Linked DNA regions of Homo sapiens: region 1 is linked to region 2. The links are chromatin loops, found by intact Hi-C in ENCODE. Cell type or tissue: natural killer cell. All regions are shown on one strand.

Evidence for each region. Hi-C counts contacts between places; a loop is a spot of excess contacts. Peaks named below come from ENCODE experiments on the same cell type or tissue, not always from the same donor. Only the 100,000 strongest peaks of a DNase experiment are listed, where the experiment ranks them.
Region 1: a loop joins it to region 2, with 6 times the contacts of the local background. A loop is called at or near these places in 7 of 110 quality-filtered maps.

What each region holds. Positions count from the first base shown.
Region 1 is chr10:17,450,751-17,458,750 of GRCh38, forward strand. ST8SIA6 (ST8 alpha-N-acetyl-neuraminide alpha-2,8-sialyltransferase 6) reads right to left here and starts at 3,845. Exons shown (of 8, transcript NM_001004470.3): 1 at 3,405-3,845; 2 at 2,809-2,907. The coding sequence starts at 3,505. In natural killer cell, a CTCF peak has its summit at 3,848; DNase peaks (open chromatin) are centred at 2,791 and 3,811; H3K4me3 peaks cover 1,863 bases; H3K27ac peaks cover 1,916 bases.
Region 2 is chr10:17,506,062-17,514,061 of GRCh38, forward strand. No RefSeq gene overlaps it. Among named protein-coding and RNA genes, the nearest start is that of ST8SIA6, 55 kb to the left of the region's middle. In natural killer cell, no CTCF peak of the experiment used is centred here; DNase peaks (open chromatin) are centred at 1,180, 3,300, 4,360 and 5,430; H3K27ac peaks cover 6,609 bases.

The sequences.
Region 1 (8,000 bases), 55 kb before region 2:
AGCATCTTAAAGTGAGATGAGATGGTAGGAGCAATCCGAGAGCCTGGGCATTTTTCCTCAGAAAGAACAAATATTGCCAGAAAGAGTCTCTTCAATTGTCACCTCTAAGCTTTTGCCTGGATTGAATATTTGAACACACACACACACACAGACACACACACACACCATCTTTCCCAGCACCTATGGCAGGCAACACAGTGGGAGATTAAACGTGTGGGATTCTGGATTCTCCTGGCCTGGGTTTCACTCCAGGCTCCACAATGTGTTAACTCTGTGACTGTGGGCAATTTACTTCATCTTGTTGCTTCGATTTGCCCCTCTGTAAAAATTAGAATAACAATAGTTTGTCTTAGTATTTCTTAAGGATTCAATGAATTAAATGTAAAGTGCTTATTCCCAACAGCAAAGTCATGGAATCAACCTAAGTGTCCCTCAGTAGAGGACTGGATAAAGAAAATGTGGCATATATGTACCACATACTAGAACTCAGCCATAAAAAAAGAAGGATTTAATGTCTTTTACAGCAACAGGAAGGGAACTGGAGGCCATTCTCTTACATGAAATAACTCAGAAAGTCAAATACCACATGTTCTCATAAATAGGAGCTAAATAATGTGTACATATAGACACAGATTGTGGAATAATAAACACTGGAGACACAGAAAGGTGGGAGAGTGAGAGTGAGGGGAGAGCTGAGAAATTATCCATTGGGTACAATGAGTACACCCTATTTGGGTGACGGTTGCACTAAAATGCCGACTTCACCACTAGGCAATATATCCATGTAACAAAAATGCACTTTACCCCCTAAACCTATTTTGAAAAATTTTTAAATTAAAAATGTCAAGTGCTTAGATCAGTGTCTGGCCCATAAGAAGAGTTCATTAACTGTTGGCTCTCCTTATTCCTACCAGCATTATTACCATGAGGCTCATGTGGGAAGATCAGACCAGCTCCAGAAAAATGAAGAAATTACAATTTCTCTATACAACCAAGTAGTATGGTGGATTAAAACTTGCACCCCTGCTCCATAAATAACCAAAATCATAAATGATAAAGGGGACATAAAATAAATCAAAACATAAAGAGGCTTTTACAAACACAGAATGGTATAAATTTTAGAAAGCTTAATAAAATGGGCCATATTCAGAATTATGAGTTACCTATATTAGCCCAAGAAGTATGCCAAGTAGAAAAGAAGTATGTCAAAAGAAAGTGAAAAATTCATCAAAGATTACCTCTAAAAACGACCTGAGATCAAACCATTTAATGAGTACATTCTTTCCAACTTTCCCCAAGGGTCAACCCTCGAATGTGTAATAGCCACAGGACTCGGGAAAAGATGGAATGCTTCTCAGCTCATCAAGAAAGCTAGGCTACCTATAGTACACCAACCTGAATAGAATAAAACTATAGGACACTATTTTTCTCAAAAGCTTTTGTTACTCCAGGAGGTCCTAGTGCCTCTAATATGCTGTGAAATTCCAATGAGGGGGTGGCAGGCAGTGGTGTTCCTCAATTCAGGGTTTATCCAGCCACTTCCAGACCCTTCTTAGAGCCGTGCTAGAGCTTCCTGGAGTTACACCATCAGAAGATTAAGGTGGATCCAAGAGCCAAGAATATAGAGAAGCATACGCAGAAGAAAAGGGATTTGCAAGAGATAAAAAGAGGAAAAGAGACCGTATAGCAGATTGCAATCATAATAGCAATGCTAAGGCAGGAAGCAGTACATTCTGCTTGTGAAAATGTAAATTGATTCAGCCCTTCGAGGAAGCAACTGACAATGTGACTTAGAATCTAAAGAGTACATACTCTTTGACTTACTAATCTCAACTCCTGTCTGTCCATCTTGGGTAATTAATTTGAAATGAAGATAAAGATTTACATACAAGGATGCATTTCATAGAATTACTGATGGCAAACAAAATAAAACAGAAACAAGAAGCAACCTAAATGTCTGAAAATGGAAACTATTAAATAGATTATGGCATGTTCAGATAATAAGTTATGCAACAATCCAAAGCAATGTTTTTGTGGGGGGAGGGGAATGTAATGACAGGTATAGGTCTAGGATTTTTAGAAAAAAGGCAGAACATAAACTGCAATGTATAATCTAAGTTATATTTTTGAAATATATGTATATAGAAAAGACTACTGGAAGAAATATAGACCAAAACCACCTTGAATATGGTCTCTGAGAGGTAAGGACTCTGAATGAATAACATTTTCTTTTATACAGTTCTATTTTCTAACTTTCTGCACAAAGCTGTATTACTTTTACAATCTGAAAAAAAAACAATTACTGCCTATGAATAAAAACACATGTGAATGATAAGAAAAAAAATTTAAGCCTCCAGTCACTAAGGACAAAATCATTCCTAGCACGCAAAACAAACCTGAATCTTAACACCGGTGCCCTTTAAAGCATAGAAAAGAAAAAGCAAACCAACCAAATCCCTCCATAAAGACAGGCTGAGCTGCTTCTCTCCAAAGGTGGCGGGGTCGGGGGCGGGGGTGCTTTCAACACACCATTGTCGAGAGGAAAACTCAGCACCCGTTTTTCAAATGCAGCTGCTGGAGGATCCCCCTTGATTCAAAGACCATTCACATCCAGGCTTAGAGGGTTGAGGGAGTGTGAAGGGTGCCCCCCCCCAACCCCGCGCCCTCTTCAAACACACGCACACTCTTACACTCACTCGCGCCGTCCCAGCCTGCCTACTCCCAACGAGTCCAAGCCGGTGCAGCCGCGCCCCATGCCCGGCTCGCAGCTCCCGAGCCCCAGTCCGCCCGCGCTGGGCGCCGCTGTACCTGTTAGTGGCGCGCGGTACCGCGGTCGCCGGGCTCCGGAGCGTCCTCAGCGCTGCGGGGGTGCCGTGGGTGGCCTCCCTGCTTTCCTCCACCAGAATCCTGCACAGCCGGGGAGAAAACTTAAGTTGCTACACCCCGCCGGGAGCTGTTGGCTGAAAGGCTGGGAGTCGCGCTCCTTGCCTGGCAGGGAGATCTCGCACTCCCCGGCTCCCAGGCCAGGTCCCCAGCCCCAGAGTTGGAAGAGCCTTAGGGCGGGAAGGAAGAGACAGCAAGGACCAGAATGGGGAGCATGAGATCCTGATGCGGAACCCGACGGCAGGTCCCGCTCCACAGCTGCCTCGCCCACAGCGATGCGCGCTAGAGCCCCCGCAGCCCTGACCGGTCCCTCTGCTCCCCAGCCGCCGTCCACCGGTCGGAGGGTCGCCTCCCTGCGACCCCCTCCCCCACTCCACTCTCAGGCCGTCGCCGCCCGTGGGCTGCTCCCCGCCGCGGCCAAAAGTCTCCGCGCCCGAGGGGAAGCGATGGGCGGCTTGGGGGTCCGGGGGCGCCAGGCGGGGCGCGCGGCGCGGGGCGCGGCCGGCGGGTGGGTGGGTTACCTGGCGCGGCCGGGCGCGTCTGCCGGGCACCAGAGCAGGCGCAGCAGCAGCAGCAGCAGCAGGCTGGCGAGCAGGGCGAGCAGTGCGCCCCCCGGCCGCATCCTGAGCCACAGGCGCCGCCGCCACCGCTGCTGCCGGGGCGAAGCACAGCCCGGGCGGCCCCGACTCGCGGCTCCCGCCGCCGCCGCCACCGCCGCCGTGGCCGCAGCCCCGCGCACCCACAGCGTTCACAGGCGGCAGCGAGGGGCGCCCGCAGCCCACCCGGCAGAGTCTCCGCGGCGGGCGGAGAAGAAGCCGCGTTCGGGCTCGCCCCGGGCTCCCGGCCCCGGCCCGCGGAGCGCCGCGATCGGCTGGCAGATGACGATTCGCCGAGCTCGCCGCCTGTCCTCCCGGAGGCGCTCGGAGCTGCTGCGGGCTCCGGTCGCCGCTGCCACTGCTGCTGCCGCCGCCGCCGCGCGGGGTCACCTGAAGGTTGGGGCGCGGAAGCTCAACTCCGTGCTGATTGGGCTCCAAGTTTTCTGCGCCCTCGCCTCGTCCCGAGTGCCCGCGAATCCCCCGGACGCCCACGCAGACCACCCAGCCACACCACAACTCTGCCTGCGGAGAGAGGAGAGGAGAAAAAGGGGCCGCTTCAAAAACTTTCAAAACTGTGCAGTCGCTTGGCTGGATCCTCCCACGCATGAAGAAAGCTGGGGACTGGGGAATTGCTGGGTGGATCATGACACTGAACAGAAGCAGTAACCTGTGCTTACTTCAACCCAGATTCAGAGGGACAGCGAACTGGTATGAGGGGCTAGGAGACCTTTAGGCATGAGCACATTACTACCTGGAGACCCGTTTAGCCCCTGCCTGTATTTGCAAATAGTTTTATTGGAAAACCTCCATGCCCATGGCTTTGTATTATCAGTGACTGCATATGGCTGTATGATCTAGGGCTGCAAGGGCAGAATTGAGTAGTGATGACAGAGGTGGCATAGCCCACAGGGCCTAAAATATTTACCATTTGAAACTTTCCAGGAAAAGTTTGCATACTGCTCTTAAATAAGCAAGAGGCCATTAGCTTGAGGCTGTCTCTGTACGTTGAGTTCCCACCTAACAATGGAAACCTACATTAGGCTGTAATGAACAGGGGGCTACTGGCCAATCATGGGCAACCAACTCATTATACCAGGCCCCACAAGGCAGCCTGCATAGCTATAGCCAATCAGTTTCTCCACTGTGCTTCTGAGTTTGGCCTATCAGGCTTTGCTGCTCACACCATGGGGTGGACCTCACTGGACCTCCTCTGGTTGTGAGTGCTGCCCAATTCATGAACCCTTTGCTCGAATAAACTGTGCTAAATTTAATTTGTCTGATGTTTTTCTTTTAACACTGCTATGGGCTGAATGTTTGTGTCTCTACAAAATTCATATGTTGAAACCCAAATCCCCAATCTAATGTGGTGGTATCTGGAGGTGGGGCCTTTCATACCTGATTAGTTCATGGGGTGGAGGCTTCCTGGTGGAATTAGTTCCCTCATAAGAGCAGGCAGCGGGGAATTTGCCTCCTCTCTCTCTGCTCTGTGCAGTGTAAAGACACAGCACGAGGGCAGCTTTCTGCCAAGCAGGAAGAGGACCCTCACCAGAACCTGACCATGCTGGCACACTGATCTTGGGTTTCTTACCCTCCAGAACTGTGAAAAATAAATTTCTGTTCTTTCGGTCACCCAGCCTATGGTATCCTTCTTATGGCAGCCAGAACTAAACCACGGTCTAGATCATATTGGTTAGTATCTCATTTACGAGTATCTCATCTGTTGCAGGAGAGTGATCCAATGACACTATGAAACAGACTGGCTCTCTATTTTTTTAAAAGTGGGTCTCAACTCTCTATGCCCTAAACTATCCTGACTGCCCAAGCCCCCACTTAGCCACTTCCCTAGGTTTTAATTCCATTGTGGTTATATGCAGGCTTATAAAATTATTCACTCTTACTTTTGTATAGTTTCGAGATTTTTCCAAATGCAACCCTTGGATTCCACCATCTTGGGAGTACCTTGATAAGATCTTTTGAAATGACTTCAATTTTGAAAAGGCTTTCATGAGTTAACTTTCCCAAGCAACAAAAATATGATATTTCAACTGACATCTCCTAGAAGCATATGGTCTTCACCTGAAAGAGGCCCAAGTGAGAGCCATTTGGGAGCAACCAGGCCAGACAGCCAAATAAAGCTGTCACCAAAGATTCCATCACAAGAAAACATATATCAAGGCAAGAGATACCAGTGTCCCTAGTCTCTTTCTGCTAATTCCGGATTTACTCTAAAAACATCTTGTTGAATACAAAACAGAAGTTTGCACATAATAATTGATCAATAAATGTTTAGTCAATGAATAAAAGCACATAAGAACTAGTGTTATTTTTAAAGAGAAAATGGAGCAAAAAAACTAAAAATAAATGTGACTAGGAATGTGATTTCCTTCTATAGCTCATCACTGCTGTTAATATATGTACTAATCAGGAATAAAAACAGGCTTCTACTTTTATATAAAACTAATATTTGTAGGGATTCAGTTGCTTCATCTGAGTATGACATAAAGTAATGCTATACTCAGGTAGTGATAGAATAATACAGAAATCTAGTTCTACATATTTCAAAGTTTAAGCCGTTTGTTAAATAAGTAGAATATGGCACAATCATCTAGAAAATGAAGAGTTGCCTGGATTTGAAAGATATTCCAATTTTTATCTCAGTGCAGAAAATTGTGCAGAAAACTAATGCTGAACATGGTTTGCAGAAAAAGAAAAAGGCATTATTGTATCAGCCAGGAAGCTGCAATTTCACCTAATTTACTAAAGTTTAATATTTCAGCACAGCTGGGCTCAAGGCAACAGCAGAAGAGTCAGCCTTGCACTGGGTTCCCTAAACACCCTTGCTGCAAATGAAGTTACTTTTTATCAAGCCAATGGCTATCAGCAGGGGACTCACAAAAGCCCATTTTAATTGGAAAAACAAGTGTAAATTTGCAATGGGAATTCTGAGCCCAGTGTTAAAATTTGACAGTAGGGAACTTTACCACAAGCTTTCTAATTTAAGACCTGGGTGGGTAAGATATGAATTATCTTGCTCATCCTTGAGAGAGAAAGAAACCTGACAAGAAAATGATACCTTAACATTATTAGCCATAGAACCACTACTGGAAAAGTGTGCATTTGGTAGCTTAACATTTCCAGGCTTGACTTGCAACCCTAAAGATCTATGCCATGTAGTAATTTGAAATGCTGCTGAGGCCAGGAATTGAAACGTAAACTCAGGTTGACATCCGGATGCTGCTCCCAAGCTTGTGTAAGTGGCGAGCCTACCTCACTCACCCAGTCCACTCCACATGGGCCTCTCATTTTGTCTTTGTTATTCTTTATTCATCATCATGAATGTCCTTACCTTCATAAAATAACTTTTAAAAAATGATTGGGAAGTTTCGATATATAAAAAGTCTCCAGGCCTATGGAAATCTTGAAAGTTGAAGTTTCTGATTTGGAGTGTAAGGTTTCTTATTTGGCTAACAAGTGACTTTCCACAAAAAAGATGATTCAGGGGAAAGCTAGAAACGTGTAAGATTTCCATAAGTGTGGATTTGGGGATTCAGAAAGATGAATCACAAATATCAAGAGTCTACCTGACATTTGATATATACATAATATATATGTATATACACTATATACATAATACATAATGTACAGAATATATAGCATTATATACATATTGTGTATACACATTATGTATACACATACGTATTATGTATACATATTATGTATATATTATATACATAGTATATACTACATATATACATAATATATACTACATATATAATATATAATGTATATATACACACTAGATACATTATACTATATATGTATGTATATATACATTATACATTATGTATATATATACTATGCATATACATTCCATATAATTATGCATATGCAAATTGTTATATAATATTATGTATATATATTATGTATATTATATTATATTGTGTATATACATGATTATATATTATGTATATAATATAAATGTATAGAAACTATATATACATATATTTGTTTACATAGTATGTATATATACTGATAGCTATAATGTATCTCCATAATTTTTTTCCTTATATTGAAGATTCTTACTGATATATAACAGTGAATGAGTGTACATAGATATGCTATATCTCTACATAGATTATGTGTATATATACACACACTATATAAATAAATATGTGTATATAGAATGCATATACATGTATACTATGTATATACACACTAAATACATAGCAGATACAAATATATCTCACTGGTATATATGAACATCTTCAATATAAGGAAAAAAAGGAATGCTGTGAGAAACGCACAAAAAATTGATGCACCAAAGACTCTTTTCTTCATTCGGGAGACATTTTTACCTCTCTGTTTAGAAAGGATGATTTCTGATGTTTCAGACTGCTTGACTGGTTTTTGTAACGTTAAAGATTTGTGAGGACTACAGGACAATAGGTCATTTATAACATTAAGCTATACCTTGGGGAGGACGTTTATAAGACTATGATAACCAAGACTACATATTTTCTT
Region 2 (8,000 bases):
GGAGGCCAAGATGGGTGGATCACCTGAGGTCAGGAGCTTGAGATCAGCCTGGCCAACATGGCAAAACCCCGTCTCTCCTAAGAAATACAGAAAAAAAAATATTTGCCGGGCATGGTGGCGAATGCCTGTAATCCCAGCTACTCGGGAAGCTGAGACATAAGAATTGCTTGAACCCAGGATGCAGAGGTTTCAGTGAGCTGAAATCATGCCATTGCGCTGCAGCCTGGGCAGCAGAGTGAGACTCTGTCTCAAAAAAAAAAAAAAGGAGGAGAATAAAAAAGATAAAAAAGGAAGAAACACTTCTACATGAAGACTGATCTCCTACCTGTTTTTAATTCAAGAAGCACTCTCTGAGGAGAGGGGATGGGGAAAGAAGGATAAACCATTAAGGTCCATCGTCCTATTCCATTAGGAGAAAACTCTGAGAGATAATGAGACAGAAAGGCTCGACAGGTTTCCCCAAGGACAAAGCCAACTAGTTGCTTCAAGCAGCAGCTCCAGAAGAGCAACTATAAATTTCTTAGATCTCACACCCATTAAAATTCTAGGAAAAGGAGGCTAATTTTGCAAGTAGTCAGCTCGAACTTCCTGTTATGTGTGCCTCTTATAAAATGACGCGAAGAGGATTATATGACAGGAACAGTTGAATAGCTACAGCAAAGTTTCCAGGTTCTCGTAAAGACTATGTAAACAGATTCATCTTGAGAAGTCTACAGTTTTTTTGTTTTGTTTTGTTTTGTTTTAAATAATTAATTAGATTTAAGCACAAAAGGAACTATTTAAATAATTACCAAAGGTACTACCAATGCTGTTATATAAGTGATATCTCTGCTGCATACCCACTGGTACTGCTATGCCCTGTCGAATATGTATAAAAGAGGCATATTATCAAGAGAGGACTAGCTTTTGTAGATTGAAGACCCAGTGAAAATGGGAAGTAAATCTCTGGCCAGAGTAGTCAAAGTAATTAGGAAAGGAGAAGAAACAAGATGTTTTGACCACCAGTGAGGGTGATTAGGTGCAATGGTAGATCATTTCCAAAGATGGTTGCCAATAATTGCCACAGTCCCTGAATGTGCAAGCCACTCCTTTCATCAAGATTCATCAATCTATCTCTCTCCCCCTTGAATCTGGGCTATGCTGTATCTTGCTTTGACCAAGAGAACATAATGGAAGTGATGGGACATCACTTCACCTAGACTTCTAAGCCAAGGCCTTAAAAGAACTTGTAGCTTCCACTTTCGCTTTCTTGGAAGCCATTTATTATAGGCTAGACTATAACATGGTGAGAAACCACATGGAGACAGTGGTCTATGCCTGTAATTCCAGTGCTTTGGGAGGTCAAGGCAGGAGAATCGCTTGAGGCCAGGAGTTCCAGGCCAGCAAAACCCAATCTCTATAGAAAATAAAACATTAGCTGGACATGGTGGTGTGTGCTTGTAGTCCCAGCTACTTGAGAGACTGAGGCAGGAGGATCACTTGAGCCCAGGAGTTCAAGGCTGCAGTGAGCTATGACTGCACCACTGCACCCCAGCCTGGGCCACAGAGCAGACCCCTCTCTCTGAAAAAAAAAAAAAAATTTAAAAAGAAAAGAAACAGAGGCCGAGCCAGTCCCATCACCCAGCTGAGGTACCAGATGTGTGAACGACCAACCTCAACTTGAATGTTGCTGCCTCAGCAGAAACTAAATGCAGCTACAGGAGTGACCATAGCACGCACTCACTGGAGCAGAAGAACATCTCAACTGAGCCCAGCGAATTATGAGAAATAACAGTCTTTAATAATAGATGGAGAATTGAAATAGGTTCTCTGTCCCCAGTGACAATGAAGAGCTAGTTTGACAACATATGTGCCTTGATTGGTGAGTAGACCAGATGTGTGGACAAACTTCTGGGTAAGTCAGTGGCTTCCTGAAAGATGTGCAGTTTATTAGTCCATTTTCATGCTGCTGATAAAGACATATGCAAGACCGGATAATTTATAAAGAAAAAGAGGTTTAATTGACTCACAGTTCCACCTGGTCGGGGAGGCCTCACAATCATGGCGGAACGCGAAAGGCATCTCTTACATGGTGGCAGACGAGAGAAAAACGAGAACCAAGTGAAAGAGGTTTCCCTTATAAAACCATCAGATCTTGGGAGCCTTATTCACTACCACAAGAACAGTATGGGGGAAACCATCCCTGTAATTCACCTCCCACCAGGTCCCTCCCACAACACATGGGAATTATTGGAGCTACAATTCAAGATGAGATTTTGGTGGGGACACAGCCAAACTATATCAGGCAGTAAAGCGGTATCCATCCAAGCCACCAGAACGCCATTGCCAGTTCTGACACGATGAAGAAAGAGCAGACAAACTGGGATTGAGTTGAAGGGTTTTCTGAACACTTCCAAACTTAGACCGTATGGCAGAATCCCAGAAAGCTGAACGATACAACACAGAAACAATAGCTCATTCCTGTTTGCAGGGTTTGGGGGAAGGGACTAAAATGGCAGTCTTTTGAAAGGTGCAAGGAATACAGATAGGTGACGGGGGAAATTGATACAGAGACATGAAGGCAAGCAAAGCTAATAAGCCAGTCATCAGAGGGGCGCTGGGGAATCTCTGGGAAATCTCTGGAAATACACGGCAGAATGACGCAAGCCACTCGAAAAGGAAGCCAGAATGAATGACTATGTTCATGCATATGCAAACATGTATACATATGCATGGACGCCGATGGTTTTCTGGGAATGCTGCAAAAGGAGTAGAATGTGCCCCTTGGTATATTCCAGGAAACTGATTTCCCAGGGAAGGCAAAGTAAGAAGTACATGGAATAGGCTGGGTGTGGTGGCTCACACCTGTAATCCCAGCACTTTGGGAGGCCAAGGGGGTGGATCACAAGGTCAGGAGTTCAAGACCAGCCTGGCCAAGCTGGTGAAACCCCATCTCTACTAAAAATACAAAAAATTAGCCCGGCATGGTGGCAGGCACCTGTAATCCCAGCTACTCGGGAGGCTAAGGCAGAGAATTGCTTGAACCCAGGAGGCAGAGGTTGCAGTGAGCTGAGATCGTGCCACTGCACTCCAGCCTGGGCAACAGAGCAAGACTACACCTCAAAGAAAAAAAAAGTGCATGGATTAAAGTTTACAGGTGAGGTCCACGGACATTTTTGGTGAAACCGAACTCACAAGCTGTGATCATTGCCAACTAAGCAGTCAGACATGAAGCAATCTTATCTCAAAACTGCAGAACATTTCCTGACAGAAAAGATACACACAAGTCTAATGGATGGGAAGCTTTGCAGTGAGAAAGCCACATCTTCTCACTTCTGCATGGCACACCACTCTATGGGCTAGTCAAGTGACAAGCTGATTAATGCATCAGAGTTCCCCAGAAACTGCTAAGACACTGAAAACTGTTTCATGAGAACACAAATTTTATTCAGTAATGAGACTAAATATAATAACTGAGAAGAATGTTATTGCAAAATATCAGGCAAATGAATTATTGTTTTCATGACAAAGGTCTTCAAAGCGACAAGAGAGAGATTGTATATTAAGCAACTTTAGTAAAATATTCTGTATGTAATGAAATAAAAAAATTTAAATTGGGATTTGCACATCCTTGTTTTTGTGTCTAGATCAGGTTCTTGAAAAACCAACTTAATTGTGTATATAATTGATATTTATTAAAGTATAGATTTTAAAATATTACCCTATTAAATTGTTCACAGTGTTGAGGCATTTCCACTGCTTTGTTGTCAAAAACACACGTCTAACTTCTAATAATTCCTTAAAAGTTTCCTTAATTTTATTTTCCCTTCTATATTTCCACACTAGTGAACAAATTCATTTGGTAGAAATGGTATTTTAGAGATGATATTCAAGTACGTATTATACTTGGATGAAAATAAACAAAGTAATGATGACTTGTTTTTGAGTCTTTCAATTTTTTCATTCTTACTGTGGCTAGAGTACGACTATTCTAATAAAAACATCCTGTTTTAAAGAATCAAAACATAGCAAATGTATCACATTATATCGAGATTTGAATTTAAGATAATGAAAATTATTGCAAATAAAATAACAGCTTGTATTTGGCAATCTGTAGCCAGAGACTATGATATGACAAATAAAAATATTTTTAATCAGAGAAAAAAATATTGGAAAAGAATTTCCTTCTGTTAGCACAATTAATTTATAAAATGCTGGTAAATATCTACCCTTTACAGTGTGACGCTATCTATAAAGCTTTGCAGTTATTTAATTCATAAAGCAACTCTCCTTTTACAGGTAGCAAAAAAGAGATACTAAAAAACTGGCCTGTGGTCTCACAACCCACAAGGAACTTGGGACTCTAAAGTTGAACCTCTCACAGCACTAACCGCAAACAAGAGTTTTGGTGGCCTTTGTGATACCAGAGAACAGCTTCTCTTTTCTGTTCTAGTGCTTCAAGTTGACAGTGTTGCTAATGATTTAGGATCAAGATCATTAATTCTACACATTTTACTACATTAAAAAAATTTTTTTTGAGACAGGGTCTCACTGTGTCATCCAGGCTGGAGTGCAGTGTCACAAATACAGCTCACTGCAGCCTTGATTTCCTGGGCCCAATCAATCCTCCTGCTTCAGCCTCCTGTGTAGCTGGGACCACAGGCACGTGCCAACATGCCCATCTGATTTTTTTTTTGTAGAGATGGGGTCTTGCTATGTTGTCCAGGCTGGTCTCGACCTCCCAGGCTCAAGCGATCCTCCTGCCTCAGACTCCCAAAGTGCCAGGATTGCAGGTATGAGCCACTATGCCCAGCCCATTTTTGAAATAACATATGGAAAGCAGAGTTATGTTAGCAAAAATTCTTAAATTTGTAATGCCAACATTTCAGCAATTCTTTAGCTGGGGAAAAAAAGAAGTACTAATAGTGCAAATTCTTGGTTAAATAATTTTAACTAGCAATAAATTATCATTGTATAATATTTGAAAAAAGAAGGGAATGTTAAAAGACAATAATCCTGCCCAGAGACATCGTACAAAATTTTAGCAGCTGGATAGAAGTATTGCTGTTTTGCAGTGAGCCTAAGGGATTATTTGGTCCAGTTCCCATCTTCGGTAGCGAAGGCATTTTTTATCCAGTAAGGTTAAGTGACTTATCCAGATTGCGTGGCCACTAAATGGTGGAGAGAAGACAAGAACCTCAGTCTCTTGCTTCTCCACGTACTTTACCTTTCTGTGCTTGACAACATCCTTTTAACTTCTGTACAGAGAGGGGACCCAGCCTGCTGGAGGAAAGGCCCAAGAGAAGTCGCTGATCCCAGCTAAGGGAAGTAGACATGTAAGCCCCAAAGAGAATGCTTGCAATTTACAGACTAGCCAGAAATTTACAGCTTTTATCAAACGCATTCAAATACGTTTGAAAAACAAGAACGTCCACAGTCCGGATGGGTGATCATGAGTTATATCAGCCCATCTGCGTGATCATCACACTTCTGATATGACTCATTGTCACTTCAGAAAGTATTTGTTATGGTTTGAATTTCTGCATCTGTTTCTGGAAGTTGTAGGGGGAAAAGTTGAATTAACTTTGAATTATCAATACTACTGCAGAAAACTAAAAAATGATTTGCATTTATTTTATCTTATTTTTATTTTTGAGACAGGGTCTCACTCTCTCACCCAGGCAGGAATGTAGTGGTGCCATCACAACTCATGCAGCCTCAACCTCCTGGGCTCAAGCAATCCTCCCACTTCAGCCTCCTGAGTAACTGGGGCAACAGGCACGCACCATCACGTCAGGCTAATTTTTTTTTTTTTAAGAGATGTGGTCTCACTATGTTGCCCAGGCTTGTCTCGAAGTCCTGGGCTCAAGCAATCCTCCCATTTTGGCCTCCCAAAGTGCTGGGATTACAGGTGTGAGCCACTGTACCCAGCCAAGGTTTGTGATATTTTAAAACAAGGGCTAATACAAATTACTTGTAAAACAAGTCTCAAGTATATTTTTAAATTCTAGATTGGTTTTCTCCTTTATTCCCCAATCCTAGTGCCACTTCCAAGGCTACATATACTCACAGAATTAAAATAATTATAATATCCATCTAAAGAATATTTTTAATAGCATGACTATCTTGCCACATTCAGACACAAACAAGCTTATTACACATCTTTAATTTTATTACTTAAGTGCTCACTTGCCCAGAATTGCCCCCAAGAATTCTGGAAGTTTTTCCAAGAGGAGAGAAAACTGTGAATCTGATCAGTCCTGACTTTCATTTTCATTGTTTAATGCTGCTGCCAGATAGTTTCTTGAAGACCCTGTGTCATTGTCTACTCTGGTTTCCAATGATCCTACTGCTCAGACCGTGAAGTTTCTTAAAAGGAGAAAGATCCCTCTCTCTGTGGTACTTCACAGCAGGGCCCTTATGACTATAGTTCTTTTATTTGCATTCACCTACTCAGTGCCCTAAGCCCATGCAGACTAGCAGAAGCAGGAGCAATTTCCAGCCTCATCCAAAGGTTGCCCTGAAACCAACAAGCAAGGTCCTATGTTGATCCTGGCCACAAGCCCAGACAATCCCTTCCTGATATGAGTTCTGTCTTGGAAATTCCTGGTATCCATGCAAGCCAGCCTCAGACATTAGTCAGCACCACCTCAGTTCTCAAAGCAGTTCTTCAATAACAGAAACAGTAATGACATTAATACTTAAAAGCCTGTTCTAAGTACTTTGTTCATTTAATTCTCATAGGAATCCTTTCAACTTTTGCCACATTTTTCTGATGAAGGAATGGAGCTATCAAGAGATTAGGTAGCATAGCTTGTAACTGGCGGGAGGATTTGAACCTAGGAAGGCGGACTCCAGAGCCGGTACTTGTAACCACAGCTCCCTTAAATTCCAAAGGGAAGAGATTGAGGTCTCTGTTTCCTTGGAGGTTCCCGGAGCCCTGTGTAAGAATGTCCCTCCTGTCTACTTCCCCAAACCCAATACTTTAAAGATTATAGAGCAGAGACTTTGTCAAACAACAAATAGTATTGCATGATCCACTCCACAGAGCAGTTAGGCACCTCCGTGTCTGGGTAGACAGAGGCCACACAAGTGATCCTTCCAAGAATGAAAAATAAAAGTCACTGTCAAAGGTGATTTTTGGTCTCCATCTGAGTGAGAAGTGTCTAGAAACTTTTAAAACAATGGTTTAGGTTTTTTTGTTTGTTTGTTTTTTGTGGGGTTTTTTTTTTTTTTTGAGATAGAGTCTTGCTCTGTTGCTCAGCAGGTTAGAGTGCAGTGGCACAATCTTGGCTCACTGATGTAACCTTTGCCTCCTGGGTTCAAGCCTTTCTCCTGCCTCAGCCTCCCAAGTAGCTGGGATTACAGGCATGACCCACCACACTTGGCTAATTTTTGCATTTTTAGCAGAGACGGGGTTTACATCATGTTGGCCAGGCTGGTCTCAATCTTCTGACCTCAAGTGATCCTCCCACCTCGGCCTCCCAAAGTGCTGGGATTACAGGCATGAGCCACTGCACCCGACCCAAAACAATGGTTTTTAATATGGCAATCATAAAACTTGCATCAGGGGGAAATGACATCTTTATTTTCACTATCTGTTCACTGAAATCTAGCATTTTCTTCACTTATAAATATTGGTAACAAACTGTAACAGTATTAGCAATACCTGTGGTTTTATGACCACTTGAAATCACATATATTTTCATATCACAGCAATTTGCAGATATGTCAGAAGATCACTTCTACCTACTCACTACTTTGAAATTCTGCTAGTCACAAGACTAACATAACTAAATCTTATGTTCAGATGCCAATAAAGAAGCACCTATATTGCTACATTGCAAATACATTTTTAATAGTTTGGTAACTACATTTCTTTTTTTTTTTTTTTTTTGAGTTGGAGTCTCGCTTTGTTGCCCAGGCTGGAGTGCAGTGGAATGATCTCGGCTCACTGCAAGCTCCGCATCCCAGGTTCAAACTATTCTCCTGCCTTAGCCTCCGCAGTAGCTGAGATTACA